Regions from separate parts of the Homo sapiens genome. Here region 2 is linked to region 1. A link is a loop called in an ENCODE intact Hi-C map of the cell type or tissue named here. Cell type or tissue: Panc1. All regions are shown on one strand. Links, peaks and the distances in the headings refer to the core of each region. The heading gives the core; the rest is flanking DNA. Region 1 has its middle 620 kb from the start of NYAP2. Region 2 overlaps LOC105373914 (a long non-coding RNA gene).

Region 1 (8,735 bases), core at 3,933-6,432:
GGTTTAAACAAAATATACAATTAATGAAGCCTTGCAGGTGCAACAGAGAAAAGTCTCTATTCAAATGATTAGAGGCAAAAAAAAAAACAAAAACAAAAAACAAAAAACAAAAAACAGCAGAAGAATCAGAAACGGAAAAATCAAAGGGCAAAATCTCAATCCAGAATGAGTAAGAACAGAAAACTGTCCTGAGAGCTATTAGCAAGAAGTTATTATCATCAATATTGATTTATGGGTAACTTACACTTGTGTATCTGTTGTGAATGATGAGTAAATACTTACACACAAACATATACATATGTCTACATATACATATACATATGTCTATAAGTGTGGGGGTGTGAATATATATATATATACTGTTTAGAATGTTACCTGTATGGTTTTTAATATTGATTAAAATTTCTTCTCAACTAGTCCTTTAAACTTCTATATAAATTCTCAAGTAAAATAATCCTTGAAGTTATTTTAATGTTAAGGTAAGGTTATAAGTATAATAGATTATAGCTTCCATTTATAAATTACACAAGTAACAGCTATATTATTTTTCTGACTACATAAATTAATACAAATAATTCTTTTCTTGCCACTTATTCATATCTATTGTTGATTCATTTATTGCATTAAAGGTATTTGTTAAACACCTAGCATGCCAAGAACTAGTTGAGGTGCTTTTGATTCAGCAGTGAGCAAAACAGAAATCTCTGTCCTCATGGACTGAACAATCTAGTCCATTATACAGATAACTAATGGGCAAATTTGGCTGATCTAGCTTCAAATATATATTCTGACCTAATCACTTCTTGTTACATCTGCCATTACTACTTCAGCCATTATCTCTCATCTGGATTATTTCATGATTTTATTAACTTCCTGATTGTTCTACCTGCTTCTGCCCTTTCCCTTACATTATATTTTCCATGTTAGAACTGGAATAATTGTATTAAAACCTAACTCAGATAATATACCTTCTCTCCTGAAAGTCCCCAGTATTTTTCCATCGCATAAAAATAAAAGAAAAAATCCTACTCTTGCCTCTGAGGGTCTACTCTCAGCTTCATCTCTGACCTCATCGCCTACAACTCTTCTTGTTCACTCTACTCGAAAACCACAAGCTCTGGGCTTGCTCCCTGAAAACACCAGGAGTAAAGAAACACCGGCTTCAGGAATATTGAAGTTGCTACACCCTCTGCAGATAGTCTTTCTCCAGAAATTAATATGTCTTGTGCCTTCCCTTCATTCCTGTTTCTGCTCAAATGTTACGTTATCAGACACAACATTCCTGTTGTCCCATTTAAAATAACTAACGTCTCATACATCATGACCATCCCCTTCCTGTGTCATTGTTATTCATGGTATGTATGAATACCTGTCATGATTTATATGCTAATCATTCATTTGGTTGTACATTGGATTATTGTAAACATTACTACCCATTGTCTCCTTTACACTTTTTCTAGATTCTCATGCTTTCTATATATCTTGTATATTGACTGTATTGCTCAGTAAGATTAAATGTCTTCATGACCTAATTTCGACTTTTACAAAATCTGTTCCCAGAATTCACTGAAATAATAGAAAATTAGAAAAATAGAAGATTTTAAAATCTTAAAATTGTGACACATAACATACCTCATAACTTTTTATGTACAGTTGATTTAAACTAAGGAATAATTAATTTTGAAAGTCTTTCCTATTGACCCTCAGAGATTTATTTTTAATAATTTACAATGTTCAATGTCTAGTTATACTTTATCAAAATTATTAAAGGTATATGGACATCTTTTTGTTCTCTCATTTTAAAAAGTACACTCAGATATAAAACATACCCTATGTCAAGAAAAATTATATACACACACACACATATATACATGTATACACACTGCAAATCCATGTAAACTAAGACATGAAAATGCTTTTATTTTGAGACAGGGTCTCACTTTGTCACCCAGGCTAGAGTGTAGTGGCATAGTCACTGCTCACTGTGGGTGGCCTCCACCTTCCAAGTTCAGGTGATGCTCCCACTTCAGCGCCCTTAGTAGCTGGGACTACAGGAATGGATCACTCACCACACTTGGTAGGGACGGGGTTTCACCATGTTACCAGGCTGGTCTCAAACTCCTGGGCTCAAGCAATCCGCTCACCTTGGCCTCTCAAAGGGCTGGAATTACAGGTGTCCACCACTGTGCCTGGCCTGAAAATTCTTTACTTTGAAAGGAAGAGGAACAACAGAATTCTTCTAAATTTACCAAATATAGTGTAAGTTACTAAACACCACTGTATTAGTTCATTTTCACACTGCTATAAAGAACTGCCTGAGACTGGGTAATTTACAAAGGAAAGAGGTTTAATTGACTCACAGTTCTACATGACTGGGAAGTCCTTAGGAAATTTACAATCATGGTGGAAGTCACCTCTTCACAGGGTGGTAGGAGAGAGAAAGAACTGAGTGAAGGGGGATGCCCCTTATAAAACCATGAGATTTCATGGGAACTTACTCACTATCATGAGAATAGCGTGGGGGAAATCAGCCCCATGATTCAATTACCTCCCACTGGGTCCCTCCCATGACACGTGAGGATTATGGGACTACAATTCAAGATGAGATTTGAATAGGGAAACAGCCAAAACATATCATTCAACTCTTGCCCCTTCCAAATCTCATGTCCTCACATTTTAAAACACAATCATGCCTTTCCAACAGTCCTCCAAAGTCTCAGGTCATTCCAGTATTAACCCAAAAGTCCAAGTCCAAATTCTCATCTGAGACAGAGCAAGTCCCTTCTGCCTATGAGCCTGTAAAATCAAAAGCAAGCTAGTTACTTCCTAGATACAATGGAGGTACAGGCATTGGGTAAATACACCCATTCCAAATGGGAGAGATTGGCCAAAACTAAGGGGCTACAGTTCCCATGCAAGTCCAAAATCCAACAAGACAGTAATTAAATCTTAAAGTTCCAAAATAGTCTCCTTTGACTTCATGTCTCACATTAAGTTCAGGCTGATACAAGAGGTGAGCTTCCATGGCCTTGGCTAGCTCTGATCCTGTGGTTTTTCAGGGTACAGCCCTCCATCTGTCTGCTTTAACAAGTTGGTGTTGAGTGTCTGTGGCTTTTCCAGGCACACGGTGCAAGCTGTTGGTGGATCTACCATTTTGGGGTCTGGAGAATGGTGGCCTTCTCCTCACAGCTCCACTAGGCAGTGCCCTGGTGGTGCTGTGTGGGGATTCCAACCCCACATTTTCCTTTCACACCACCCTAGCAGAGGTTCTCCATGAAGACCCTGCCCCTGAAGCAGACTTCTGCCTGGAGATCCATCATTTCCATACATCCTCTGAAATCTAGGCATAGGTTCCCAAACCTCAGTTCTTGACTTCTATGCAGCCACAGGCTTAACACCACGTGAAAGCTGCCAAGGCTTGGGGCTTGCACCCTCTGAAGCCATGGCCTGAGCTATCCCTTTGTTCCTTTTAGCCATGGCTGGAATAGCCAGGACTCAGGGCACTAAGTCCCTAGGCTGCACACAGCATGGGGATCCCGGGCCCAGCCCACAATACCATTTTTTCCTCCTAGGTCTCCAGGCCTGTGATGGGAGGGGCTGCCACAAGGGTCTTTGACATGTCCTGGAGACATTTTCCCCATTTTCTTGGTAGTTAACATATGGCTCCTCATTACTTATGCAAATTTCTGCAGCCAACTTGAATTTCTTCTCAAAAACATGGGTTTTTATATTCTATTGTATCCTCAGGCTGCTAATTTTCCAAACTTTTATGCTCTACTTCCCTTTTAGACATAAGTTCCAATTCCAAACCATATCTTTATGAATACAAAAAACTGAATGTTTTTAACAGCACACCAAGTCACCTCTGCTGCTTTGAAATGTTGTTCACCAGATACCCTAAATCATCTCCCTCAAGTTCAAAGTTCCACAGATCTCTAGGTCAGGGACAAAATGTCACCAGTCTCTTTGCTAAAACATAGCAAGAGTCACCTTTATTCCAGTTCCCAACAAGTTCCCCATCTCCATCTGAGACCACCTCAGCCTGAACTTCATTATCCATATCACTATCAGCATTTTGGTCAAAGCCATTCAACAAGTCTCTAGGGAGTTCCAAACTTTCCCACACTTTCCTGTCTTCTTCTGAGCCCTTCAAACTGTTTCAACCTGTTACCCAGTTCCAAAGTCGCTTCAATATTTTTGGGTATCTTTAGAGCAGCACCCCATTACCCAGTACCAATGTACTGAATTATTAGTTTGTTTTCACACTGCCATAAAGAACTGCCCCAAACTGGGTAATTTATAAAGGAAAGAGGTTTAATTGACTCACAATTCTACATGGCTGGGAAGGCCTCAGGAAACTTACAATCATGGTGGAAAGGAAACTTACTATCATGGTGGAAGGCACCTCTTTATAAGGTGGCAGGAGACAGAATGAGAACAAAGAGAAGGGGGAAGCCTCTTATAAAACCATCAGATCTCCTGAGAACTGACTGTCACAAGAATAGCATGGGGGAAACTGCCCCCATGATTCAATTACCTCCCACAGCATTCCTCCCATAACACGTGAGGATTATGGGAACTACAATTCAAGATGAAATTTGGGTTAGGAAACAGCCAAACCATATCAACCACTTAATATTTACCAACAGGTTTCTCAGGTTTAAGGCTACAGAATTAATATGCATGAACTTTAATTCTGACTAGATGCTTATTGTGGCATTCTGATGTGCACCTCCAGGTTGAGTGAAATCAGTGCAAACTCTTTTGGTCTTTATTTCTTATATTAATTTTCATCACTATTTGATTTGTTACTATTTTTACACTCAGTAAATGTGCATCTTTACTTAACAAAAATCCAGTATTCAAAAATCCAGCACATTTTGCCTAGTGTAAATTAGGGTTAAAAATAAATACTACCAATACTACCAAAGTTCTCTTCCATAGTGTAGCTAATAATGATAAACCATAAATGAAAACCAGGCTAACAAATGACAATGACTTAAAAATAAGCTGATTAAACACTGTCTCAATCCTGATTCCTCAACCTCCTACTTTCTATTGCATCATTCCCAGTAACACTCATACAACTCTGGACTCACCCATCCCAAAACAAAACAAACACACAAGCAAGCAAGCAAACAAATGCCACCTTTTCTCCCAAGGGAGAAAAGTGGAGCTGAGAGACATCAGAGCCTTGTCAACATCACAAGCCTTCAGAAGCTCTACCTTCCAGGTCAAGAAATGCCAATTCAAGAAAACAAGACAATCTAGGTTTAATCCTGCCTATTCTGTCTACCAGTGATTAATTAACTCTCTTTATACTATATAACCTCATATGTAAATGAGTATTATAATAATAGAACCTACTTCAGAGAGTCATCATGAATAATTATAAATAATGCTTTACAGGTAGTTGCCATAGTACCTGGAATTTGATATATGATCAGTAAATACTGGTATGGTTATTAATCCTTATTAATCCTTATTCTATACCACTACTTCACCTACTGACTGGTAGGGATACAGTTCTCTCGTATGTTTTACTTGCAAAGAAGATCTATGTGTGCCCTGAAATCTATTCTTACCATTATCATTGTGGTGAGGGGCTTCATCCTTTTTCTGAAAATGATGCCAGCTAGTTGGAGAACCCTGCCTATCTCCTACAATTTTGCCCAATCAATATTCCTTAAATACTGTCTCTACCATGTTAGTCCTCTGCTCTCAAACCTTCAGTGACACCCTCCACATCACCACAGTAAGACTAAATTTCTCAGCCTAACTTTCAAATCTGCCTCCACTCAAAACTCCTCACTTCATGTTTTGTAGCATTGGTGCTCTCATCACCAACACTATCCCTCACCCTGTTGCCTCATGGCTCATGATGACAGCATGGAGTAATGAGATCTCTGGAATCAGGGTGGTTGAGTTGAAAGCGTGGCTTTCCCAGTATCTGCAGTAGGCAGGTTACTTAATCTCACTAAACCTGAGTTTCTTTCTGTGTAAAATGAAACTATTAACAGCAGGATAGATTTTGGGGGGATTAAATAAAGCCAGGTAAGATCAAGTGAGGAGGCTGAACCTTAGGAAGCACACAGTAAATATTCACACTTCTAATGGATAGTGCTTTAGTTCAGCTTTCTTCATTCCTCTGCCTAGCCAGACCCTTCTCATTATTTAAGACTGTCTCTGGTCTACTTCTTGGGCAACCTTCATTAAAAAGCTCTACCCTATTACCACAATGTTCCTTAGTGCTCATATTTTGTACTTTACTTTCCCAATAGATTATAAATCCTTTAAGGGCAGAGGATTATATTTTATCCTCTAGTAGGCTCCATGGTACCTGACGAAGCACTGCACAGATTTTAGAGTCTGCCCAAACTGTCTAACCACACTGTTTCCTCAGTAGCTATTGGACCAGAAAGTGAATAGGTGTTCATTATACTTCCCTGACTCATATGACTTAATACCACTTGTCCACATGTGTAGCACTTACATGCTGAACAACTGTGGGTGAGACCTACAATTAGAGCAAAGATGAGGAGATAGAACATCAACATCAGGCAGCGGTCCCCAATCTTTTTCGCACCAGGAACTGGTTTCACGGAAGACAATTTTTTCCATGGTAGAGGAGAGGGAGTCAGGGGATGCTTTTGGGATGAAACTGCTCCACCTCAGATCATCAGGCATTGGATTCTTATAAGGAGTGTGCAACCTAGATTCCTCACATGTGAGCTCATGAAAGAATTGGTGTTTCTATGAAAATCTAATGCCACCACTGAGCTAACAGGAGACTGAGCTCAGGCAGTAATGCTTACTCCCCTGCTGCTCACACCTCTTGCTATGCAGCCCGGTTTCTAACAGGCCATGGACCAACCAGTCCATGGCACGGGAGTTGGGGACCCCTGACATAAAGTATGGTCAAGATTTTACCATCATACCTGTTGAAACAAACCGTTTTTACTGTCTTTGTCTATATCTTCTGTTCTCTGAATAACATATGTAGATTTCAAGGGTTTGTTTTCTCAAATAATAATTATGTCTGTTCAGATGGCATACAGGTTCATATTTTGACAGGATAAAAGGCAAATAAAAGTTGACCAAAAAATCTATGAATTCTACTGAGAAGTATAACACTTTGTAGGTACCAACAGATGACTCTTCTCTCCTTGAGTACTTTTGTTCCAGGAACAGAGATTATAACCTACCTTAAGCCCTAAGATGCCTACTCATGATAGACATGTTAAAATTGACATTTAACAAAATTGAGCATTAAAAGAGGCATTATATTAAGTGCTAAGAAGTATCACCCATTTAAGGCCAGACACAGTGGCTCATGCCTGTAATCCCAGCATTTTGGGAGGCCGAGGCAGGCGAATCACGAGATCAGGAGATTGAGACCATCCTGGCCAACATGGTGAAACCCCATATCTACTAAAATGCTAAAAATTAGCCGGGTGTGTTGGCACACGCTTGTAGTCCCACCTACTCAGGAGGCTGAGACAGGGAAATCACTTGAACCCGGGAGGCGGAGGTTGCACTGAGCCGAGATCGTGCCACTGCACTCCAGCCTGGCAACAGAGCAAGATCCCGTCTCAAAAAAAGAAAAAAAAAAGAAATGTCACCAATTATCTTTGTAATATTGATAAAATAGTGAATGATGTTTAGAAACAATGACATAAACTTGCATTCAGATTAGTTTATTTGAATATGCTTATGCTCTGCTATATAAATTTAATACAGTGAAAAATAATGCTATTTGGAAAAAAAAATCCTTGAAGAGGTATCTAACGTAAAAGTAGATTAAAACTGTCTATATGTGTAGATGTGTGGCAGCTTTTTGCTTCGGAAATAGATGTATATGTAATATATGTTATACAAGTGATAAAATTTATTAAATATTTGTGAAATAAATTATAAAAATAGCTGTTTAAATGAAAAATAATTTTTCAAGAATACAGTAGAAATTATGTTAAAAAGACATAAATATGTTGGTCTTAGATTGGTATTATTATTGAATACACTTAATTTTAGACTTTTAAACTTTTACCTTGCACAGGAAGTCTATTTACCTGTGATAGACCACCTTGAAACAATATGAGGAAAAAAGGTTTATCTGATATTAGTAGTGTTATCTCTCATAGTAAAGAAAATAAATCCAGTTTCAGGGAGATTTGTGGGAGGAATAGTATCTTTGTGATGCACTTCCCCAAGCATGCTCACGTACGTACATATCAGCCAGTCATTTGATAGGGGTCGCCCCCAAGAAGGTGGCATGCCTACCACAAGGTGGCTTTCAACAACCGAGGGAAAATCCTGGAGCAGCATTTAACTGAGGAAGTCAGCCTCCAAAACCCTAGTAGCCGAGGGATGGAGTGTGTCTGGGAGACACACCACAGCATCCACTACACTGATCTTGTTAGGTGATTTCTTAAGAGGTGTCAATTGAGGAAAATGATGTGACAAGTCTCAATCATTTTAGGAGATTTATTTGCCAGAGTTAAGGACATGCCCAGGAGACAGATCTAAGCCTTTCTCCAAAGATGATTTTGAGGGCTCTAAATTTAAAGGGGAAAGGGTGGGAGATTGAGAAGTACATGGTTTTCATGTAAGTGACTCTGTATTTTTTTACATAAGATGACATAAACAAAAGGGTCAGAGGAAAAATGCAGGGAATCTGCATTTTACATAAGATAATACAGACAAAATAGGGTAGGGGAAGGATCAGATATGCATTT
Region 2 (8,735 bases), core at 2,462-4,961, 230 kb before region 1:
TCTCTCTCTCTCTCTGAAAAGGAGTAGGTGAAGCCAAACTTGACAGATAAACATATGTGTGGTCTGAAACCTTAAACTTGACCATAAAAACACCATGGCCCATAATAATATAATTTATGCAAGTTCAGTAGAAATAAATTCATTTCTTATAGGTTAAAAAGGAGTATAATGCTAATTATCATGTTAGCAATTACATGTACAAATATTTTTTTTTACAATTGGATGTATCTCAGAAAACATGAATACATTGACATTTTAAAGTGAAACATCTTTTTATACATATTTAAGATTATTTAACTAAAAGAACTCTTTTATACTTTTATGGAAGAAAATACACCTAAATTTTCTGCTTTATAAATCAGTTACAAAATTTTTCCTTAAAATTGCTGTTTTATTTATTTGTATACTATAGATTATAATTATGTGATTCCTTTTCAAAGGTTGTTTTAAAATTAAATTTTTAGATTGTATTTTAATTAACAAATAATAATTGTGTATACTTAAGGGGCTATAGTGTGATGTTTTGATCTACGTATACATTGTAGAAAGATTCAATTAAGCTAATTAATATGTCCATTACCTTATCAACATGCTTTGTGATTAGGAATATTGTAAATGTATTCCTCTAGCATTTTGGAAATACACAATGCATTATTATTAACTGTGGTTACCATGCTGTGCAGTAAGTTCACTAAAACTTATTCTTTCAGTCTAACTGAAACTTTGCACCCTTTGGTTACTATCTTCCCTTTCCCCATCTGTCACTTTCATCTCCTGCCTCTGGCAAACATCCCCTGACCGCCACAAAAATTACAAACCTTTAAATACATCTATTTGTATTTATGTATGTATGTATTTATTTGAGACAGAGTCCTGCTTGGTTGCCCAGACTGGAGTGCAGTGGCACCATCACAGCTCACTGCAGCCTCAACCTCCATGGGCTCAGGCCATCTTCCCACCTCAGCCTCCCAAAGTGCTGCGATTACAGATACAAACCACCACACCCAGCTAATTTTTAAAATTATTTGTAGAGACGGGGTTTCCCTGTGTTGCCTAGGCTGGTCTCAAATTCCTGGGCTCAAGCAATCCTCCCACCTTGGCCTCCCAAAGGGCTGGGATTGCAGGTGTGAGCCACTGCACTTGGCCTAAATGAAGTTTTAAATAAAATTGGCAAAGGCTCCATATGGATTACAGATTCTCTATGGATGAACATAGAATTTTATGATTTGACTACTGAATTTTTTATTTAGACAGACTATGAAGCGTTCGATTGCTCCTTTGTTCATCATAGTAACTCCAGAATATCATTTTCCCTTCTGTTCTTCTCCTTCAATTTAGCACCTTTCCTAAAACAGAGATTAGTAGGTATTAAAATATCCAAGCAAGTTAAAATAGCATGTAATTATGTCTTTCCTTTGAAGAATTCTCAAAAGAAAGAGCTGTGAAGAGAAGCACGAACACCAACATTGGTTTAAACAGAAAACGTACTCCACAAGATTTGTGGACTTGAGGAGATCACCAGGGATTTTTCTTCCTTGAAAGAAGGTAGCCTTCCAGGCCTCATCTTTCTCCCATGCTTCATCTTTCTCCCACGCTGGATGCTTCCTGCCCTGGAACATTAGTCTCCAAGTTCTTTGGCTTTTGGACTCTTAGACTTAAACTAGTGTATTGCCAGGGGCTCTCAGGCCTTCGGCCACAGACTGAAAGCTGCACTGTTAGCTTTCCTACTTCTGAGGTTTTAGGACTTGGACTGATTTACTACTGGATTCCTTGCTCCTTAGCTTGCAGATGGCCTCTCATGGGACTTTACCTTGTGATCGTGTGAGTCAATTCTCCTTAATAAACTCCCTTTCATATACACATACATCCTATTAGTTCTGTCCCTCTAGAGAACCCTGACTAATACAGCCTCAGTTCTCATTCATAGATGGCACTGTTTAGCTGAGTCTACTCTTTCCACCTTCTTCTGCCGGCTTTATTTTAGCCATGATGACAGCTGATTAGATGGTGCCCACCCAGCTTGAGGGTGGGTCTGCTCGTCCCAGTCCACTGACTCAAATGTTAATCTCCTTTGGCAACACTCTCACAGACACACCCAGGAACTATACATTGCATCCTTCAATCCAATCCAATCAAGTTGACACTCACAAGGGCCCTCAGCAGACACTGAATCTGCTGGCACCTTGATCTTGGATTTCTCAGCCTGTAGAACTTTCAGAAATAAATTTCTGACATTTATAAGCTATCTAAGCTATAGTATTTTGTATATATTTTTATAGCAGCACAAACAGACTAAGACAACATGACAGCCAATTCCTTATTTTATATACATTTATATACACACACATACATATACATATATATACACACACACATACATACATACATATATGAGCATATATATGTATATAAATCATCCACAATGTGAGTTGACAAGCTGGTGGTCTAGGAGACCCAGGAGAGCCAATGGTGTAGTTTCCACCTGAAGAAGAGCAGATATTTCAATTCAAGTCTAAGGATAGGAAAACACTTATTGAATCAACAGAGTATATGTGTGCATGTGTATATGTATGTATACATTATTGATTCTATTTATCTGGAGAACCTGGACTCAAAAAAATGTAAACAGAAGCTTAGGAAAGAAAAAATAAAACTGTCCTCATTCACAGGTTGTATGAATGTCTATGTAGGAAATCGTAAAGAATAAAAAGCAAAACCAAAAATCTTGATCTAAATGATCGTAGCCAGCTTGCAGGACACAAGGTTAATATTTAAAAGGCAATTATTTTCTTAGATACCAGGAATGAACAACTGAAATTCCAAGTATTTATTTCTGGTATCTAAGAAAATAATTGACAATTGGGATTTCAATTTTTTATTCTTGGTATATGAGAAAATAATTGTCATTATATTAGCACCAAGTAAGTAATACTTAGGTATTAGTCTAAAATAATCTAAAATATTTATGAAGAAAACTATAAAACTCTGATGAATGAAATCAAAGAAGATTTAATTAAGTGAAGAGATGTTCCATGAACATGGACAGTAAGACTCCAATGTTGTCAAGACATCAGTTCTTCACAACTTGATCCATGTATTTAATAAAATTTCAATCAAAATCTTAGTTAATTATTTTGTCTTTGATTAAATATTTATGAATAAATTTATCAGAGTCTATTAAATATCTCACTTGGATTTTTATTAAGATTGCATTGAATCTATAGATCAAGTTAGGAAACACTGACATCCTAACAATATTGAGTCTTTTAATCCATGAACATCTAATATATTTTTACTTTTTCAGATAATCTTTTTTCATATGTATTATAGTTTTCTGCAAATAGATCTTGTGAATATTTTGTTAGATTTATGCCTAATAACTTAATGTCTTATTTTGTTTTTCTTTGTTTTGGTACTCTTGTAAATGGTAGTTTTATTTAATTGCAAATTCTAATAGTTCGATGCACATATATAGGAAAGCTATTGACTTGCATATGTGAACCTTTTATTCCATGATCTTGCTATACTTGCTTATTAATTTCGGGGTTGTTGTTTTTTCTTTTTTCTTTTAATTTTTTGGTATATAATATCACCAGCAAATACATTTGGTATTATAGCTTCCTTGCCAATGTGTATATGTGTATATTTTTCTTTTTCTTTTCTTATTTTATTTTCAGAGACTTCCAGTGCCATCCTGAATAGGAGTGGTGAGAAGAGACATCATTACCTTATTCTAGGTCTCAGGGGAAAAAATCTTAATGGGAAAGTTTCCCACCATTAAATATGATATTAGCTACAGTTTTTTTTGTAGATGAGGTGTTTTTTTGTCAAGTTGAGGAAGTTTCTCACCATTCTTAGTTTGCTGAGTGGTTTTTCTTAATCATGAATGGATATTGAATTTTTTTAGCTTTTTCAGTGTCAATTGATACGATCATATGCTTTTTCTTTAGCTTGCTGATGTGATTTGTTACATTGACTAGACTTTTTTGTTTGCTTGTTTGTTTGTTTTTTGAGACGGGTCTTGCTCTTTCATCCAGGCTGGAATGCAGTGGCACAATCTCCTTTCACTGTGACCTCTGCCTCCCAGGTTCAAGCAATTATGCTGTCTCAGCCTCCTGAGTAGGTGGGATAACAGGCACGTGCCACCGCATCCGGCTAATATTTGTATTTTCAGTAGAGAGGGGGTTTTGCCATGTTGGCCATGCTAGTCTTGAACTCCTGGCTTCATGTGATCTGCCTGTCTTGGCTTTCCCAAAATGTTGGGATTACAGGTGTGAGCCACCACACCTGGCCACATTGACTAAATTCTAAATGCTCAATCAGTGTGTGTATTGGAAATAAATCCCACTCATTTGTGGTATGTAATTCTTTGTACACATTGATGGATGCTGTTTGCTAATATTTTGTTGAGAATTTTTGCATCTTTACCCACGAGTGATATTATTCTTTAAAGTTTTCCTTTCTACTCATGTGTTCATCTGGTTTTGTTGGGAAAATGCTGGCCTCATAGAATGAGTTAGGAGGTGTTCCCTCTGCTTTTATCTTCTGGTAGAGTCTGTGGAGAGTTAGTGTTATTTCTTTTATAGGTGTGTGGTAGAATGCACCATTGAATCCATCTGGGCCTGGTTCTTTCTTTTTTGGAAAAATTATTAATTATTGATTGAATTTCTTTAACATACATAGCACTAGTCAGGTCACTCTTTTCTCCTTGTATGCATTTTGGAAGTTTGTATTTTTCAGGTTATTGTCCATTTTATCTAAGTTATTAAAATATGTAGTCATAGTTTTGTTTGAAGCTTTCCCTTATTATCCTTCTAACATCTGTGGGATCAGTAGTGATGATGCTATTTTCATTTCTGATACTGTTAATTTGAACACTCTTACCACTTTTCTTGTTTAGCCTGGCTAGAAGTTGATTGATATATTAATCTTTAAGAGAACCAGCTTTTTAAATTAGGTTTCTTCTATGCCACATACAGTTCTATCTTATTAATTAATTTTCAGAGCAATTTTACTTTTAAAAAATAATTTAGCAATATTTAAACTAGTGGAATTTTAACCTTCTAAAATACAATCTAAATGAAATGTAGTTATAGCCAAAAGTCAGGTAAGAATTACTTTGATTAATAGGATACATTTGGAAGAGCTGAAAGACTCATTTGATCTTTTAAAATTCACATATACTTTGATATTAATTTTAATTCCTCTTGTGGTATTTGATTTTTTAATAATTAGTTTTTAATATGCTTCCAAGGATATTTGGGGAGAAATCAGAATTATAATTGCTTCTAGATGACATCAAATTAAAAGAATTTATTAAAATAATTTCCTTTGAGGTTATACTAGAAATGTACATAGAACTATAATGCATAATTTTATTAATTGTCTTTTATTGTAGATAGATGATCACGTCTTTAAAGTTGATTGAATATTAGTATAATTTAATGGATTCTAGAAAAAGGTTTGTAATCAAGTAGGCAAAATTTTAAATTCTCCTCATGCCACATACCAGTATTTGACCATGGACACATTACATAAATTCTCTGAGTTGCAAATATCAACTAATATGGGAATCAAATCAAATAAAAAATACAAACTATTGTGTCAGATGGATGTAGCTTCTTGACCATGATCTACTATTGATTAGCTATATAAGTTAGTTATTTGAGTTAAGTAGTTTCTGTAAGTCTATTTCTTCCCTGTTAAACAGGATATTATAAATTAGGTACAGTGGGTTTTCTGAAAATTAAGCAAATATTATATTACACTTACTAATAGAATATAAGCTTAAAGGTGCCCAAAAGTGCTTCACACAATATAGTTTCTAAATAGGTGATAAAATATTTCTTCATTCAGAAATATGAAATCACTGATTAATATAATTTTTGAATTTTTCTTTCACAGTTTTTTGTTTTAACATTTTAAAATATTAAATATTAACAATGTTAAAAAGAATCTCTTGTTTATTTAGATCTACAAAAAGAAAAGTGGCAGTAATAATTAATATGTAAATCAATATAACAGATTTTGCTTTGCATTTTCTCATTTCTGGAAATGATAATTGACTGTTTAAAGCAAATATAATAACAATGTATTATAGATTTTATAATATAGTGGAAGAGGGAGGAGGAAATGGAAAGATACTCTCGTAAGGCACTAGGTTACATATTACAAGGCATTATGTTATTTAAATATAGACTATAAAAAATTAAACAGGTACATTGTAAACCCAGAGCAACTACGAAAAATTTTTAAAAAGAAGTATTGCTGATAAAAGTAGCAGCAAGCATAAACTTACAAATACTCAATTCATATAAAAGGAAGCAGGGACAGAGAAAAAAATAACAAAGAATGTATGGAACAAATAGAAAACATAGTAATCATATGGATAATTTCCAATAAATGTAGATAGTCTAAGTGTTCCCATGAGAAAATAAAGGTTGTTCACACTGGATAAAGTAGCAAGATCCAATTTTATGCTATGTGAAGGAAGCCAGAAACAAATTATTATACAAGCTATGATTTCACTTATATGAAGTTACATAAATAGCAAACTTTTAGTGACAGAAAACATACTGGTGTTTTCTAGGGCTAGGGGTGAGGTGAGCAGATTGATTTTAATGGGGCATGGGAGAACTTCTTGGGGTGATAGAATCTTCTGTATCCTAATTATAAGAGTGATTATAAAACTGGGTACATTTGCTAAGACTCATCAAACTGAGCCCTTAAAATAGGCTAGTTTTACTGTATGAAATTTGTAACTTGTAAAAAGTAATTTAAAACAGTTTATGAACATCCATGTTTGGAAACCAGAAATGATTTCCAAAGGGCCTTCATTTCTGTTAGATTCTTGCAGTTTTCAGATTTGTACTTTTAGCCATGAATTTTGCAGAGACAGGAGGAGTGAGTTTTCAACATGTTCGGCTTATGTGGGTGTTCAATAAATTATTTTTAATCAGCTGGATGACTCAAAGGAGGCAAATTTGAGATGGGGGCTGGGGTTAGTTACCACTAGCACAATGTATTTTTAAAACCTAAAATGCCTTAAACATTTGCGTTTTGGGCTCCTAATTTCTTTCTTTCCTTCCTTCCTTCCTTCCTTCCTTCCTTCCTTCCTTCCTTCCTTCCTTCCTTCCTTCCTTCCTTCCTTCCTTCCTTCTTTCTTTCTTTTTTGAAAACATACTCTCCTCTGCTTAGCTGGAAGAATAAAATCAATGGCAGCTCTGTTCCAGACATTTGTTATGGTGTGACTGGAAACTATTGCATACTTGAGCAGGCTATTTGGAAGAAGATTCTCCATACTATGTAAGGCAATAAACTTACTTCTTTCCTCAACTGTTTTGCTGATGCCTGAAAATATGAAGTAATTTTAGAGAGGTCTCTCATTTTTTCTATTCAGATGCTAGCAGGCTAACATTAATTTGTGGTTTGTTAATATTGTGAGTTAATATCACTACTACATAAGCAATATATAATTTTTTTAAAAGTCATGAAACATACAAACATAAAGGATGGTTTGAACTAGTGTTTGAGCAGGCAATGAGAGAGTATTTTAAGAACCTGAACCAAGGATTATAAACATGCATAGATGACAAAATTCAGACCCTTCTAGCAGATAAACTTTACTCCCTTCTAGGAGTTATTCAATGACATAGCTGTTAGCTATTTGATGCTTATCACAAATTTATTAATAATGAAAAATTTGAATTTATCCATAAATGAATCAGAAATAAAAAATGCAATCAAATATGGCTAGGTTCTCTCTGGTAATTTAAGGTTGTGGAATTCAATTAAACTAAAATAAATTGTCAGGAGTGTCCCCCTGGGTGTCCAATAGAGCTTTATGGCAGATTTAAGGACTTGGAATAGCCTCACTCCAGACCCAGGAGACCTGAGTGTCTCTTTGATCAATTATTGTACTTCCATTAAAATATTTTTACTTCAAAATACTCAGGGGACATCTTGATCACTGATTCTTGCTACAGCTATCAGATCATCTAGGTCTTTTATTTTTAAAGGTTATCACTCCTCTCTGCTAATGCATCCAATGTTTAAGGAGTTCCACATGCAGCTGATAGAAATCTTTCTTGCTGGACCAATAATTGACCTTTCCTCATAGTAAAAGATGTTTGTCATAAAATATCCTAGTGAAATTCATGTGCTATCCCCTTAACAATTTGGGTGACAGAATAACGTAAGTAGTAGCTTTGATGGCTCAGCTATGTTAATAGCCTTCTATGGTAATAGGAGTGATTGATATATGCTGTAATCCTACACTGTGATTTTGTAATATTTCTTTGGATTTTTATGTTGATGTGAAAACTCTGCTTGGAAAATGACTGGTCACCAACACACGCACACACAAAAAATGTTAACTCTGGGCAGCAAATCTGTTGAATATTCACTGGACCAGTTTTTTAAAAATCACATCATATAATGAAGTGAATGCTTGCTCCTTCCCTACATTAAAGGGAAGTTAACAAAATCAATTAAAAATCTGGAAAATACTTTGATCTTCTGAAATCTACAATATACCTGTGTAGTAATACTTTCATAGTAGTGCATTCAGTAATTGTTAAAAGAAATTCTTAGTCATTGATACTTGGTGTATTCACTTTTATTTCTAATTTCTAGTTATTTGTTTATTTGTTTTGTAGTTGTAATAGCACTTCTATATGAGAAGTGTAGGCTGGGCACGGTGGCTCATGCCTGTAATCCCAGCACGTTGGGAGGCT

The links. A loop is a pair of places that touch in the nucleus more often than their neighbours do. Peaks named below come from ENCODE experiments on the same cell type or tissue, not always from the same donor. Only the 100,000 strongest peaks of a DNase experiment are listed, where the experiment ranks them.
Region 2: a loop joins it to region 1, with 12 times the contacts of the local background. A loop is called at or near these places in 1 of 110 quality-filtered maps.

Annotation. Positions count from the first base shown.
Region 1 is chr2:226,015,285-226,024,019 of GRCh38, forward strand. No RefSeq gene overlaps it. Among named protein-coding and RNA genes, the nearest start is that of NYAP2, 620 kb to the left of the region's middle. In Panc1, for the core only: no CTCF peak of the experiment used is centred there; a DNase peak (open chromatin) is centred at 5,119; H3K27ac peaks cover 673 bases.
Region 2 is chr2:225,786,981-225,795,715 of GRCh38, forward strand. All of the region lies in intron 2 of LOC105373914 (a long non-coding RNA gene), which reads right to left. All of the region lies in intron 1 of LOC107985992 (a long non-coding RNA gene), which reads left to right. Among named protein-coding and RNA genes, the nearest start is that of NYAP2, 390 kb to the left of the region's middle. In Panc1, for the core only: no CTCF peak of the experiment used is centred there; no DNase peak of the experiment used is centred there.